Linked DNA regions of Homo sapiens: region 1 is linked to region 2. Evidence: chromatin loops called from intact Hi-C (ENCODE). Cell type or tissue: Caco-2. All regions are shown on one strand. Links, peaks and the distances in the headings refer to the core of each region. The heading gives the core; the rest is flanking DNA.

The links. Hi-C counts contacts between places; a loop is a spot of excess contacts. Peaks named below come from ENCODE experiments on the same cell type or tissue, not always from the same donor. Only the 100,000 strongest peaks of a DNase experiment are listed, where the experiment ranks them.
Region 1: it touches region 2 in a loop (2.8-fold over the local background); 3 of 110 quality-filtered maps call a loop at or near these places.

The regions. Positions count from the first base shown.
Region 1 is chr4:40,359,898-40,367,986 of GRCh38, forward strand. No RefSeq gene overlaps it. Among named protein-coding and RNA genes, the nearest start is that of CHRNA9, 29 kb to the left of the region's middle. In Caco-2, for the core only: no CTCF peak of the experiment used is centred there; DNase peaks (open chromatin) are centred at 3,754 and 4,284.
Region 2 is chr4:40,413,560-40,421,648 of GRCh38, forward strand. No RefSeq gene overlaps it. Among named protein-coding and RNA genes, the nearest start is that of RBM47-AS1, 8.5 kb to the right of the region's middle. RefSeq lists an enhancer at 5,026-5,170 and a cis regulatory region at 5,091-5,104. In Caco-2, for the core only: no CTCF peak of the experiment used is centred there; DNase peaks (open chromatin) are centred at 5,002 and 5,854.

The DNA of each region.
Region 1 (8,089 bases), core at 2,203-4,702, 55 kb before region 2:
CCAAGTGCTAATGTGAAGGACTGGTGAGTGTGCTAAGTTACCCCGCAATGAGAAGTTAAGGTTGCTAATCAACTGACCTAGAGGTGGGGAGATAATTTTAAATTATCCAGCTGGATAAAGATCCTTTTAAGTAGAAAAGGGAGGCAGAAGAGAGAGAACCAAAGAGATGGTATCATGAGAAGGACTCAGCCAATGTTGCTGACTTCGAAAAATGGAGGAAAAGAGCTATGAACCAACAGTGTGAGAAGCAGCCTCTAGGAATCGGAAAAGTCAAAGCAACAGATTGTCCCCTAGAGCCTCCAAAAGGAAAGCAGCCCTGCTGATATCTTAATTTTAGCCCAGTGAGATCCATTCCAGACTTTTGACCCTCCCAAACTCCAAGATAACAAATGTGGGTTAAGACATGAAATTTATGGTAATTTGTTATAGCAGCAATAGAAAACCAATTCAGTATCCAATGTTTAAGAAATAAGACTGTGGTGGCAATTAAAAGACTGTAGAGAAAAGTGGTAAAAGGCAGGGAGATCTATTGGGATTTTTTTTTTTTTTTTACCTGTTTAGGAAAGTGATAATGAAGGTTTGACCCAAGATGGTGGGAATAAGAAAATGGATAAGATTACAGATCACAAAATATTTATGACCTAGAATAGACAGGCTAGTTGGATACGGGCTTAGGGAGAGGATGGCATTGAGAATAATGCAGACAATCAAGGTGAAGAGTAAAAGAGAACCAGGTATTGGAGGAAAGAATTCTTTGTAGGGCATCTTGAGCTGGAAATTCTCATAGGAAATCCTGGCAGAGATAGCTAGTAAGTAGTCGACCATGCATTTGAAACTGGAGAAAAGTGAAAGCTAAAATAATTTTAAAATGAAAAATATTAGGTGGGGTGTGGTGGCTCATGCCTGTAATCTGAGCACTTTGGGAGGCTGAGGCAGGCGGATCACGATGTCGGGAGATCGAGACCATCCTGGCTAACACGGTGAAACCCCATCTCTACTAAAAATACAAAAAATTAGCCAGGCGTGGTGGCAGGCAACTATAGTCCCAGCTACTCTGGAGGCTGAGGCAGGAGAATGGCGTGAACCCAGGAAGCAGAGCTTGCAGTGAGCCAAGATCACGCCACTACACTCCAGCCTGGGTGACAGAGCAAGACTCTGTCTCAGTTAAAAAAAAAAAAAAGAAAAAGAAAAATATTAAAGAGATGTTATACTCAGGTTAATTGTTAAAGTATTTTTAACTGATTTCAGTGGGTAAGACATGGTGCTACAAACTGTGAGAAACTCAATAGAATAAAATCACATTCCTTGCCAGAATTCTAGAAACTCACAATCAGTCTGCATCATTAAAGCTTTATCTTGTTATGCGGTCATTTCTTCATTTTCATGTCTACTTCCCCAAGTATATTCAGACCCTCTCCAGACCTGGGGCCCAGAAGCTCTGTCATTATTCTCTCCGTCATTGTGCACAATAACAGGCCTAGTACACAATCATTAAACAGTAAACAATTGTTAAATGAATGACCGGGTGAAAGGAAGAGCTGTTAGAGAGTCCAACAAATCACTACAGAAATGCTGACCATGAAAAGCCTCCTATATTATGCAACAGACTGCCTTCAAAATAACAGCAATTGAGTTGGCAACAGACTTCTCATCTGCAACTATAGAAGCCAAGAAACATGGAGTAATATCTTCAAAATGCCAAAGAAAATTGACTGTCAACATAAAATTTGAACACTCAGCTGAACTATTCACAGTTGCAGAAAAAAATGTAGACGTACAAAAAAATAACAATACTTACCTTGCCCTTACCCTTGACCCTTAATTTAAATAACTTCAACAAGAACAAAAGTGAACTTAATGGAAGGAAGAAAAATACAGAAAGCAACAATGAGAAAAACATCAATAAAATATAATTTGTGGCAGGGCACGGTGGCTTATGCCTGTAATCCCAGCACTTTGGGAGGCCAAGGCGGGTGGATCACCTGAGGTCAGGTGTTTGAGACCAGCCTGGCCAACATGATGAAACCTTGCTCTACTAAAAATGCAAAAAATAACCAGGCATGGTGGAGCGCCCCTGTAATCCCAGCTACCCGAGAGGCTGAGGTGGGAGAATTGCCTGAACCCAGGAGGTGGAGGCTGCAATGAGCCTAGATTGTGTATAGTGTAATTATTGCAATAGTATTATTAATAATACAAAGACATGTTTCATATAAGGTAGAACAAAAACTCTATGTAATGATGTGGAAATTAAGAAGGGGAAGGTAAGATGGAACCTAAACCACACTAAGGTCTTTGTCTAGATAACAAATTACTTTTTTTTTTTTTTTTGAGATACGGTCTTACTCTGTCACCCAGGCTGGAGTGCACTGCTGCAATCTTGGCTCGCTGCAACCTCCGCCGCTTGGGTTTAAGAAATTCTCGTGCCTCAGCCTCGTTAGTAGCTGGGATTATAGGCGCCCACCATTATGCCTGGCTAATTTTTGTATTTTTCCTAGAGATGGGGTTTTGGCATGTTGGCCAGGCTGGTCTCGAGCTCCTGACCTCAAGTGATCTGCCTGCCTCAGCCTCCCAAAGTGCTGGGATTACGGGCATGAGCCATTGTGCCCAGCCACAAATTACTTTTAATATTAGTAAAATATATCATATTTGAATAGATGCCAAAAATTTAAGGAATGGCCTTAAAAGTATAGAAATATTAGTTGTGTCTTCTAAATTGAAAAAGGAAACACGAGGAAAGGTAAACTATTTCCAACACAAAAGAAGACAGAAAAGGGGAAAAATAGAAGAGATGCTTCATTCAACTGCTCTTAGCCATGCTTTGGTACAGAGTTCCCTGGATAAGCAATGCAAGTAAAAATACAAACAAAATACAAAATACTACAGCAAAGCGGGAAGGTAAATGTTGTATAGCTATTGAGACAATCAGACTACTGTATACAAAAATAAGTTTCAGACAGATTAAAGACATAGATGTCAAAACAAAAACAAACAAACAAACAAAAAAGCTTGTAAGAAAATTAGACTTCCTTTTTTTTGAGATGGAGTTTCGCTCTTGTTGCCCAGGCTGGAGTGCAATGGCGTGATCTCGGCTCACAGCCACCTCCGCCTCCCGTTGGGTTCAAGCAATTCTCCTGCCTCAGCCTCCCAAGTAGCTGGGATTACAGACATGTGCCACCACGCCTGGCTAATTTTGTATTTTTAGTAGAGAGGGGGTTTCTCCATGTTGGTCAGGCTGGTCTTGAACTCTCAACCTCAGGTGATCTGCCTGCATCAGCCTCCCAGAGTGCTGGGATTACAGGTGTGAGCCACCACGTCCGGCCAAAAATTAGACTTTCTAAATAAAATTCTTCACCTCCATGCATTTTAAGAAGTGGTAGCCACTATGGAAGAGGAGCCAGGGTGCTCTGGAGATAAAGCAAGGGACTGCTTTGGGTTGGGTGGGCAGCCTGTGGAGAAAGTGGTGTTTCAGATGAGACCTGAGGGTGAGAAAGAGCTGGCCGGGGTTAGAGGTGGGAGAAGTGCCAGGTTGCAGGTAGGAGCTCAGGCTCAAGGGCAGAACACAGCTCCTGACGTTGGAGAAAGGGAGAGGAGGCCCCTGAGGCAGAACAGTGAAATCAGATCAATGACCCAAGAGACATAAGAGTCGAGATTGGCAAGGTGAGCAGGGCTGGGTGATCCAGAGCCTTGCAAAGTTTAAGAAAACACCAACTACTTTGTTTATTGTCTGACTGCCTCAGCGCGCTGAGGTGTGTCCAGGTTTGTTGAGGTCCTGACCTTTGTTCTTTCTCCTTCTTTAGCCTCTGTGTCTCCTTTTCCGTCAGCTTAGGGCTCAGACCAACGCTTTACCAATGCAACCGGGACAAACCTGGCAACTGGACTGTCTTGGACAAACTGGAAACACAAGTTCTAGAACATCTGAAGCAATTGTGGTGAGGCCACTTGACATGTCACCAACCCCAGAGAGCAAAGAGCTCTCTGCCTTTTCTTCCTTCCTCTCAGATTACGCCTTTGAAATAAGACCTGACTGTTAAAACTTCATGAGCTTATCAATATATCCAAGCCACTCCAACACTTAAAAAATAAAACCCCATGACAAAACCTCTTTTGCCTTTGTGTATTTCTGTCTCTTTACTCTTGTCAGTCAAATTTCCCTCCTGGATCATTCAGGCTTCCAGCAGGACACAGATGGTGTGTTCATATAAAGATAATTTGAGGAAGGTGTAATAAAGGAGTGTCTGCAAAGGTGTAGGCAGGTTGCAGAGAAACACCAGGGGCAGTAGAAAATCCCAGGCCTAGAAAAGCAGAGCTGTTACCACTCTAGGCCTGAGAGGAGGTGGGAAGGAGTGGTTACCTGGACCCAGGAGGAAAGCCATGACTTCTGGTTGAGCAAATGTGGCAGAAGCCTTAGGGAAGGAGTTGGGGGATATATATATATATCCCCATCTCACCCTCCTTCCCTCCAGTCTCCTCCTAGGGCTCACCGTTGGCCAAACTCAACAGTCATGGGAATCTGTTGGTGCTGCCTGTGTGCCCAGGACAGACAGCAGAGTGGCAAAGCATTGAGTGTGAATCTGGAAGGACAAAGGGAGACATCTGGCACATTCCCTCATTCTTTGTCCTCACTCTGTGTTTAAAACCTGATTTATTTTCTCCACAGTCAACTGGAACTGCTCTGACCAAGCTCACCATGGACTTGGTAACTGCAAATCCACTGGATACCGCTGAGGCCTCTCTGCTGCCTTCAGCACAGTTGACTGCTTTCTCTTTCCTGAAACACTTCTGTCTTATCTTCTGTTACCCCCTCCCCACTTTTTTTTTTTTTGTTTGAGACAGAGTCTCACTCTGTCGCCCAGGCTGGAATACAGTGATGTGATCTTGGCTCACTGCAATCTCCGCCTCCTGGGTTCAAGCAATTCTCCTGCCTCAGCCTCCCGAGTAGCTGGGATTACAGGTGCCTGCCACCATGTCTGGCTAATTTTTGTATTTTTAGTAAAGATGGGGTTTCACCACATTGGTCAGGATGTTCTCGAACTCCTGACCTCCAGTGTTCCACCCACCTCTGCCACCGCAGACGCATAGGCAGGAGCCACTCACCCGGCCTGTGTTACCCCTTTCTGCTTCTTAAGTGGCACGTTCTCAGAACCCCTGGCTGGCTCCGACTCCTCCTCTTCTGGTCAAGGTTGGTGTCCCTCCATGTTACATCCTCAGCTCTCCTGATGATTATGTATGTCCTGAAGGTTCTCAAAACCGCTTGTCCAATCTTGAGCTCCCCTTAGCTCCAAACCCAATAGAATCTTCAAGTCCTCTGAGTATCTCCACTTCTCACAGGCCTTCAAACTCAACACATCCCAAACTAAGTTTATTATCTATATTGCCACCCAGGTCTCCTCCTCCTCCTGTGTTTTCCGTGTCATTTAGCTGTATTACCATCACCTCCATCAACCAGCCTAGAAATCGGGGAGTCTTCCTAGATTATTGTCTAACCTAAAATCAAACCTCTCACCGATCCTGACAATTTTACTTGCTAAGAGGTTTTCAAATCTGTCCACTTTTCTCTTTGACAATTGTGTTATTCTAGATCTTTATCCTCTTTGCCTGGCCTGTTGCAGCGCCAGCCTAACTGGGCCTCCAGCTGCTTCCCCCTTGACTCCATCCTAGTCAAACTGATCTTGTGACTCCTTTGCCTAAAACTTTTAAAATGGCTAAATACCTACAGGATAAAATCCAACTTCCTTAATATGACACAGCAGAGATTAAAAATGTGTGTGTGTGTGTGTTTTCTTTTCTGCTGTTCTAGGATGCCTTTGCATATTTCACTCCCTGTTCACCCCAGGAGTGTAAATCATGTTCTTGGCTTAGAGAGTAATCACCCTTCAATCTCTTTCAGGCAAAGTAATCAGACCTGTTCTGTTGCGAGGGTCTGAGACGCCCTGAGAGCAGTCAGGGTCTTCAGCATGGAAGGGGGTATGGAAATAAGAACTTTGGTGTTTAATGGTTTAAAAAGGAGAAGCCAAGCTGACTTGCCTCTCTGAGCATGTGACTCAACTGCTGAGCTAGACATGGACCTTCACCTGAGACCCTAAGCCTTTTATGGTTTATATGGAAAGATGAATACCAAATGCCAATAGCCAAAAAAAAAATATGCAAAAGAAGGCTGTGAGGGGTTCTTGCTTGAGAGGAAATTGGAGGTCATGGTAAGCAAATCAAGTTGGGACTGGGCTAGGAATAGACTCACCATTACCATCAAAAGAAAAAGAAAGAAAGAAAGAAAGAAACGAAAAAAAGAGAAAAAAAACAGTGGAAATGAATAGAGAAAACAGAGAATCCAGAAATGGCTCATAGTGCATGTGAGAATTTAATATATGGTCATGAGAGTAGCTGAAATCAGTGAGGAAAGGCTATCTATTAAAAAATAAAATAATTTCAGGCCCCTGTTTTATATAAGATATAAAAATTAATTTAAGATAGATCAAAACTTAAATGTAAAAAACAAAATAATAATATATAAATTCTATGAGAAAATCTAGGAAACTACATGTAAGAGGCAGAGGAGATTCCCTTATCAAATACTGGAAACCAGACGCTATTAAAAAAAGAGATAGACATATTTGACTGCATAAAACCCCAAAATGTCATGTGACAAAAGATATAATTAAAAATGGTCAGTTGGGTCTGGTGGCTCACGCCTGTAATCCCAGCAATTTGGGAGGCTGAGGTGGGAGGATCATTTGAGGCCAGGAGTTTGAGACCAGCCTGGCCAACATGGTGAGACCCTCTCTCTTTAAAAAAAAAATAAAGTCAATGAAAAAGCCAAATGAAAATTGATAGACTTAAACATACCATAAATACTGCTAATATTCAAAACACTTACAAACTGATCCAAAAGAGTAAACAACTCCATCAAGGATAATTAGCAAACAGTATAAAAAGATAGTTCACAAAGAGACAAAGTTTCATGCCTGTAATCCCGGCACTTCGGGAGGCTGAGGTGGAAGAATCACTTGAGGCCAGTAGTTCAAGACCAGTCTGGGCAACATAGCGAGACCTCGTCTCTACAAAAAACTTTTAAAAAGTTAGCTGGGCACGACGGCACATGCCTGTGGTTCCAATCACTTGAGCCCAGGAGTTCAAGATTACAGTGAGCTATGATGGCACTACTGCACTCCAGCCTGGGTGACAGAGCGAGACCCTGTTTCTTAAAAAAAAATAATAAAAGAAAAAAAAATTAAATAATTGGAAAAATTCATCTTTTGACCAGGCGCGTTGGCTCATGCCTATAATTCCAGCACTTTGGGAGGCTGAGGCAGGTGGATCAGCTGAGGTCAGCAGTTCAAGACCAGCCCGGCCAACATGGCGAAACCCCAGGCTACTAAAAATACAAAAATTAGCCAGGCATGGTGGCGTACTCCTGTAGTCCCAGCTACTCAGGAGGCTGAGGCAGGAGAATCTCTTGAACCCGGGAGTCAGAGGTTGCAGTGAGCCAAGATTGGGTTATTGCAGTCCAGCCTGGGTGACAGCGAGACTCCGTCAAAAAAAAAAATTATCTTTTTTCACAAAGCTTCTCCTGTATACTTCCAGTGTGTTAGTTACCCCCTTTTTTGCATTGTCTCTATAGTGTGGACAGAGTTTTATATTCACACTTATGACACACTAAAAATCTGTAATTTAAAAATGTCCACAGCTGTGCCTTCTAGATTGTGGCCACTGTGATGACAGGAATTGTGTCTTATTTATCTTCACATTCCATCATCACGGTGGACATTGTCCAAGGGCTGTAGCAACCAAGTACCGCAAACAAGGTGGCTTGAAACAACCGAAGCATACTGCCTCACAGTTCTAGAGGCTAGAAATCCAAAATGAAGTTGTTGGGAGGGACGTGTTCTCTCTAAAGATTCTAGGGGAGAATCCCTCCTTGCCTTTTCCAGCTTCTAGGGGACCCCTGAAACCCTTGGTGTTCCTCCACATTCTAATCTCTGCCTCTGTCTCCACATGGGGTTTCCCTACGTGTGCATCTGTCTATGTGTTCAAATTTCTCTCTTCTCATAAGTCTGTATATTTCTACCAGTCAAGATTGACTAAGCTTCATTTC
Region 2 (8,089 bases), core at 3,498-5,997:
CAGGCGTCTCAAGCTCAACATGTCTCAATATGTCCCAGTATGACTGGACTTGTCATATGCTCAACCAAATTTGCCATTCTGTCTGTACTCCCCATTTAAGTAAATCGCAATCCAGTGGTGGGGTTTAAGAGATGAATTCTGGGTCAGGCGCGGTGGCTCACACCTGTAATCCTAGCACTTTGGGAGGCCAAGGCAGGTGGATCACTTAAAGTCAGGAATTCAAGACCACCTTGGCCAATATGGTGAAACTCCATCTCTACTAAAAATACAAAAATTAGCCAGGCATGGTGGCACGTGTCTGTAATCCCAGCTACTTGGGAGGCTGAGGCAGGAGAATAACTTGAACCCAGGAGGTGGAGGTTGCAGTGAGCCGAGATCACACCACTGTACTCCAGTGTGGGCGACAGAGCGAGACTGACTCAGTCTCAAAAAAAAAAAAAAAAAAAAAAAGAAAAAAAAAAGAAAGAAAAGAAAAAGACGAATTCTGTAGTCAGACTGTATGAGTCTAAATCCTGATTCTTCCACTTAAACTAGCTGTGTAACCTTGCGTAACCTACTGAAACTCTCTGTGCCTCAGGTTCCTAGTCTGTAAAATGGAGTTAAGAATATTGTCAACTCATGGAGTTGTTAAGAGGATTAAATGGATCAATTCACGTAAACTGCCCAGCGCAGAGTTATGGACTGTCAGCTCCATAAAACTGCACCATATCCACCCAATTACCCAGGTGAGAAACTCAGGAGTCATTCTTCATCCACCTCCCTTTGCGCTATCACTTACTAGTCACCGGCACTGATCGACTTTAACTTAGCACCTCTTGAGTCCATTTCCTGTCCGTTTGCTATCACCTTAGCCCAGCCCACCATCATTTCTCACCTGCTTTCTGCAACAGCCTCCTAACTGGTCCCCCTCCCTTCAGCATTTTTCCCCTCCAGTCTAGTCTCATGCTCTGGCCAGAACACTCTCTCTAAAGTGCAATTCTGATCAAGCCACTCTTCTGTTGAAAATCAATTATTTGCTGGGCACAGTGGCTCATACCTGTAATCTCAGCACTTTGGGAGGCAGAGGCAAACTCCGGACCTGAGGTCAGGAGTTTGAGACCAGCCTGGCCAACATGGTGAAACCTAGTCTCTACTAAAAATACAAAAATTAGCCAGGCATGGTGGCATGCACCTCTAATACCAGCTACTTGGGAGGCTGAGGCAGGAGAATAGCTTGAACCCAGGAGGCGGAGGTTGCAGTGAGGGAAGATCATGCCACTGCACTCCAGCCTGGGTGACAGGAGAGAAATGTTGTCTTAAAAAAAAAAAAATCAATCATTGACTCCTCACTGTGGTCAGGATAGAATGTTACACTGAGTTGCCAACTGGGCACAGCGTGCACCAGCTCCCTCCCCACACACCGTCCAGCAACTCTCTTCAGCCTCATATCACTAGCCTCACCTCCCATTCTAGGCTTTGCTTATTTTATGTTCTTTACAGATCCATTGCTCCCTTTATCAAGATTCCTTCTGCCCTGTCTGAGCCTTCAGAACTCAACTGAGATGTCCCCGATCCAGGAGCAGCTCCCTGAACCCCAAGTCTGGGGTTAAGTATCGCTTCTCTGTGCTACCCAAGCATCAGGATTTATCTCTGTCCTAACACTTCTCCCACTAGTTTATCACGATCTTTTAACTTGTCTGTGTTCTCACTAGACCAGTACCTTCTTGAGGACAGGACTTTTAGTTCTCTATCTTCAATGCCTAGCCCAAGTGTATATATAGTAGGTGCTCAATAAATACTTGATGAATAAGTGGGAGTTTGTTGGGTGGACACTCCTAGAGGGAAGGGAGCTTTTTTTTTTTTTTTTTCGAGATGGAGTCTCACTCTGTCGCCCAGGCTGGAGTGCAGTGGCCAGATCTCAGCTTACTGCAAGTTCTGCCTCCCAGGTTCATGCCATTCTCCTGCCTCAGCTTCCAGAGTAGTTGGGACTGTAGGTGCCCGCCACCACGCCTGGCTAATTTTTTGTATTTTTAGTAGAGACGGGGTTTCACAGTGTTAGCCAGGATGGTCTCGATCTCCTGACCTCATGATCTGCCCGCCTTGGCCTCCCAAAGTGCTGGGATTATAGGCGTGAGCCACCGCGCTCGGCCGGGAAGGGAGCTTTTTAAAGGAACTGCAAATATTAATATTTCGGAATAATGGGAGAGAATGGTAAGCAGGTGAAAGACAAAATCAAAGTTTTCAGTAACCAGGACAGGCACTGGTCAGTCAGAGGAACATGGGCAGTAAGTGACCAAAATGGACATACCAGTGCATAGTGGATATCCGTTCTGCCCATATGCAACTGGCAGGATATAATTCTGAAGACGTGCACAGAGGCCAGTTTATAAAGGGCCTTGTGTGTTTTAAGCTGGACTTGGTACAGTCAGCAGTGGGATACTTCTAAAGATATGTGACATAAGTGACACTCAGATTTGGTTTTAGGAAGATCACTGTGGCCCCAGTGTGGAAGGCAAATGAAAGAGAAGCAAGAGGCCGGGCGCAGTGGCTCGCGCCTGTAATCCCAGCACTTTGGGAGGCTGAGGTGGGTAGATCACGAGGTCAGGAGTCCGAGACCAGCCTGGCCAACACAGTGAAACTCTGTCTCTACTAAAAATGCAAAAAATTAGCCGGCCGTGGTGGCGCAGGCTTATAGTCCCAGCTGCTTGTGAGGCTGAGGCAGGAGAATTGCTGGAACCCGGGAGGCAGATGTTGCAGTGAGCGGAGAGTGTACTGCACTCCAGCCTGGGAGACAAAGCAAGACTGTCTCAAAAAAAAAAAAAAAAAATTGAATTTTGAGTATCATTGTATCTTGAGCAAGTAACTTATCCTTTTTAGGCCTCAATTTCTCCCTTGATAAAATGGAGATCATGTTCACCATTTTGTCTTTAGGCCCCATCACAAAGCCTGGCACATAAATGCTCGAAAAACAAAACATTTGTTAAATGAATGGGAAGGGGAGAATGTCATCTGTAACTATCTTACAGGATTGTCATGAAGATCAGGGAGATAGAGTTTTAGAAAGGCTTCTGTGGCCAGTGAAATGCTATTCAAGGATTAGCTGATTATCCTTGACTGGCATGTCTTTCCAGCATTTTATATCGTATATCTTTTATTTGAGACACTAGTTGTTAAAATTATTCATTGAACTGTCCAGAGGGTCTAATTATTTGGCCCCTCGGCAACTCAGAAGGCTTGGGCTAGCCTCCCTAGATTGGGCTGCTTTTGTGGTACAGTGTCCTGGAGCTGGTGGAGAACCTCCTGACTCTTGAAGTTATTCTCTTTATTTGACTGGCTATGGCCTTAACTTCCAAAGTTAGGGCTTTCTTCCTTAGCTTCGTTGACAAGGGATTTGTTCAATGAAAACCACATAACTCAGGAGGCCAGGCACAGTGTCTCATGCCTGTAATCCCAGCACTTTGGTAGGATGAGATGGGAGGATCGCTTGAGCACAGGAATTCGAGACCATCTTGAGCAACATGGCGAAACCCCATCTCTACAAAAAATACAAAAAATTAGCTGGATGTGGTGGCACATGCCTGTAGTGCCAGCTACTCAGGAGGCTGAGGTGGAAAGATCACCTGAGCCTGGGAAATCGAGGCTGCAGTGAGCAGGGATTGCGCCACTGCACTCCAGCCCGGGTGACAGAGCAAGACCCTGTCTCAAAACAAACAAACAAAAGACAAAAAGCCCCACATAACTCACCTCCTTGGGAATGAATTTGTTTATTTCTTCCCTTTCTGAGAGCAACATTTGATAAAAGACATGCTAGAATGTAAGAGGCTTGGAGGCCACCAGGAAAAAAAAATGTAGAAAGGTGACCCTATAAGACCTTCAGACTCCAGAAAGTTTTGCATCTATATTCTGCAATGTGTGTAATTTTTAAACTTTCCTTTCCACTTGCTCCAATGTCCTTTAAGATAAAGTGACTCTATTAGGAGATCGGTGTGACTTCTAGAACAAACAAATGACTCTACATCCTTACAAAATGGGTGATCTATAATCCCTCCAACCCCAGCCCCAGCTCTAGAGTTAGATATTCCAGGTTCAGATCTACACTGTTTCACTTACCAGCGACGTGGTCTCGGGAGAAGTTATGAAACCTCCTTCTGCCTCCTTGCTTTTTATCTGTAAAATGGGGGTATTAAGAGTAGCAAGCTCAAGTGTGAAAACATGATGCATGCAAAACTAATCTATGCTGTAGATTTGACTGTTTCCCTTGTTGAGGTGGTCACTGGAAAGGGCCATGCAAAACCTTCTGGAATGCTGGTCATGTTACTCCTCTGGATGTTGGTTACATGGATGTGCTCAGTTTGTGAAAATTCATCAAGCTCTCTATGGTATGTACACTACTGTATCTATGTTACTCTTTTAATAAAAAGTTTAAAAAATATCCACGTAAAGTACTTGACCATTGGCATATATGGTAAGTTACTGTCAGCCATTATTCTTATCTCCTGCTGAATGATCATCATCTAAGACTTTAACATTATTCCCAAACACAAGGAAAATGAGGAACCAAAAAAAGACATGCTCGCCGAAGGCAGGCTTGACTGAGCACTCAGTGGCACGGCTGTTTGCACTAAAGCGTTGGGTAATTTCTAAGTAGATTATTTTGGCTGTTGTCTCTTATGCACAAGAGATTCCCTCTATAAATGCTAGAGCACATTTAGAATCAGTTGCATTTCCAGAATTTCTCTCCTTAGGGGAGTGTCTTATTTGGAAAGGGGACATTAGGGGTTTATTGGGAAGCTGAGTCTGCATAGTACTCTATATAAGATTGAGAAAGGGTCAAATGGCCAAATTTGAATGGGGGTGGAGGTGTGAGGGTGGTGAGGTCGACGGAAGTAAAACTATCTCATGGTGCTGTCAGTTTGGAATAAAGGTCGTGAAAAAGGAGCGGAAAAATCCCAGCAAAACCAAACTGGCATGGCCCAGTGTTATCACAATACCATTAAGTGCAAATGTTTTGACCCAGCACACCCCCAGCAAGGTCATCTCAGAAAAAACTGGGCTTCAGTGACATCTCTTAGCTGCCTTAGAATGACTAAGGTTATTTAAACCTCATGGTTGGTTAATCATTAATGAAGATTTTTGACAAACAAAGTAGAACGAGCCAAGAAAGAAGGGTGGCTAAAAATTAGCCTAGGAAAGGTCATATTTCTTGCATATGCAGGGATTAGTGTTGCTTTTGTTTCTGGTAACTGTGCAGAATGGAGTTTCAAGGAAATATGATCCTGTTGGGGAAGCCAATGTGTCTCTGAAGATTTTACTTAGGATTCTCCTCCACTGTATTAGTCCATTCTCATGCTACTAATAGAGACATATGCGTGACTGGGTAATTTATAAAGGAAAGAGATTCAATGGACTCACAGCTCCATATGGCCAGGGAGGCCTCACAATCATGGCAGAAGGTGAAGGAGGAGCAAAGGCATGTCTTACATGGCAGCAGGCAGGGCAGCATGTGCAGGGGAACTGCCTTTTATAAAACCATCAGATCTCATGAGACTTACTATTGTGAGAACAGCACGGGAAAAACCTGCCCCCATGATTCAATTACCTCCCACCAGGTCCCTCCCATGACACATAGGGATTATGGGAGCTACAATTCAAGACGAGATTTGGGTGGGGACACAGCCAAACCATATCATCCACCCTCAGTCATCTGGAGGACTATAGGCCTCCATCACCTTTGCTGAGAAGCCTGCATTCCTGTCCCATGGGGGGTTTACGTAGGAACAGTGGGGACACCCACATGCAGCTGCTGTATGACCCAAGAGGAAAGGGTGAAGGTCCCAGAGGCTGGAACCTGGACCTGCACAAGAAACAGGTGGGCAGCCCTAAAAGCTTTGATTGCTGCTATAAACTCCTGGACAAGCTCAGAGTTGGGAGGCATCCCCCCCTGGGGCCAGGAAGGCAGCAGGAAGGGAGTTTTTCACTAGGGGCAGCTCTAGCTTCAGCAGTGTAGATAAACGCAGGGCTCCACCATTTCCTGAAAGTCCTAAGAAGGAATGAATGATTGAGGGTTCTTTCTCTGTGATTACTGGCTCCCCTAGCTTCCTTGTCATAGGGACCAAATCTCTTCCTCCCACAGTTAACACAGGGCCATGAACCCTATTTAATGTTGAACAGTGCAAAGGTTGGATTTCTTCACACTTTCTCCTCCTTTAAGGCAGCCACCCTGAACTGATTTCATGGACTTGATGATACCGTGTTCTTTCCTCCGGGCCCAGGCATTTCCCGATCCCTTTTCCCCCTACTCATCTGCCTAACTCCTATTCATCTTGTAGATCTCTGGCTCGAGCCTGGGTGTGTGCCCCTTCCATAAAACAGTCTTATCATGCCTGGGAGTTTCCAGAAGGCAGAGGGTCAATTTTGTTGATTTATTTCTCTGGTGAATCCTGCATAGTTGGTACTCCAGCAATGAATGTTTATGGAATAAACAGGTGAATAAAAGAATAAAAAATTTCAGTGAATGAAAGAGTTAAAAAAATCATAAAAGGATTTAAAATGGAAAGGCTTGATAGAATTAACAAAGAGGAATGCAGTCACACTAGAGTTTAAAAAGGAGATGGGAAAGGAAATAACTGTCTATAACTCGTCTCATTTTTTTTTTTTTTTTTTGAGATGGAGTCTCCTTCTGTCACCCAGGCTGGAGTGCGGTGGCACGATCTCAGCTCACAGCAACCCCTGCCTCCTGGGTTCAAGTGATTCTCCTGCCCCAGCCTCCTGAGTAGCTGGGATTACAGGCTCACACCACCATGCCCAGCTAATTTTTTGTATTTTTAGTAGAGACGGGGTTTCACCATGATGGCCAAGCTGGTTTTGAATTCCTGACCTCAAATGATCCACCAGCCTCAGCCTCCCAAAGTGCTAGGATTACAGGCGTGAGCCACCACGCCTGGCCAACTCATCTCATTTTTATAATAACCTTATGAGGTCAGGATTATTATCCCTATTTTACCAGTTAAGAAACTGGTACTGAGAGGTAAGGCATCTTCTTCAAAGTCTCATGACTTGCAAGTAGCAAAGCTGGGGTTTCACCCCTAGGCATTCTGACCACAAACCCAGCCTATTTTAGTAGGCCATGGCACTTGCTCATACAGGTTAGCATTTGGGTAATCACATTTGTCCCCTAAATTTATTGGCATGAAGAGTTAGAAACAGGAATGCTGGGTACTAGTAAGTGAAAAGAGGAGACAGGAGAAAAGGCTGTACCCAGTCCAATAGCTTAGACCTTGGAATTGATGTAAAACATTTTGTGGATGTCCCCTGAGTCTCTTTCTATATTTAAACCTAATCCTCCCTTTGACCTTGGGGGTTCAGAAATGGTGAATGTGTCAAGGAAAAGGTAGGATAAGGTCAGAACATCTGTATCATCCTACCCAGTAGCTGAAGATGGATTTTGTTTTTAGGGTCATGGTGTCAAAACGTTATTTCATCTAAACAGCCATGCCAAAATGTCACACTTCCTATGACTTAAAAAATCAAATCCAAGGCCGGGCGCGGTGGCTCACGCCTGTAATCCCAGCACTTTGGGAGGCTGAGGTGGGCAGATCACGAGGTCAGGAGATCGAGACCATCTTTGCTAACATGGAGAAACCCCGTCCCTACTAAAAATAGAAAAAGTTAGCCGGACGTGGTGACGGGCACTTGTAGTCCCAGCTACTCCGGAGGCTGAGGCAGGAGAATGGTGTGAACCCAGGAGGCGGAGCTTGCAGTGAGCTGAGATCGCGCCACTGCACTCCAGCCTGGGCTACAGAGCCAGACTCCGTCTCAAAAAAAAAAATAAAATAAAAATCAAATCCAAACAAAACAAAACAAAAAACTCAAATACAAAGCCTCAGTGCCCAGAAGGCTTTATAATAAAGAAATCATATAAAAATTGAATATACAAGAAAAATCAGGTTATGTTTTCTAACTCTTCTTTCAATTAAGTTCTTTGCATGTTGTCATGACAGACATTTTTGGAATCAAAAAAATGGGGCATTTAGAACCTGGGACAAGGAGTCTTGAGTGTAGACTTTTTTTTTTTTTTTTTTTTTTTTTTAAGACAAGGTCTCACTCTGTC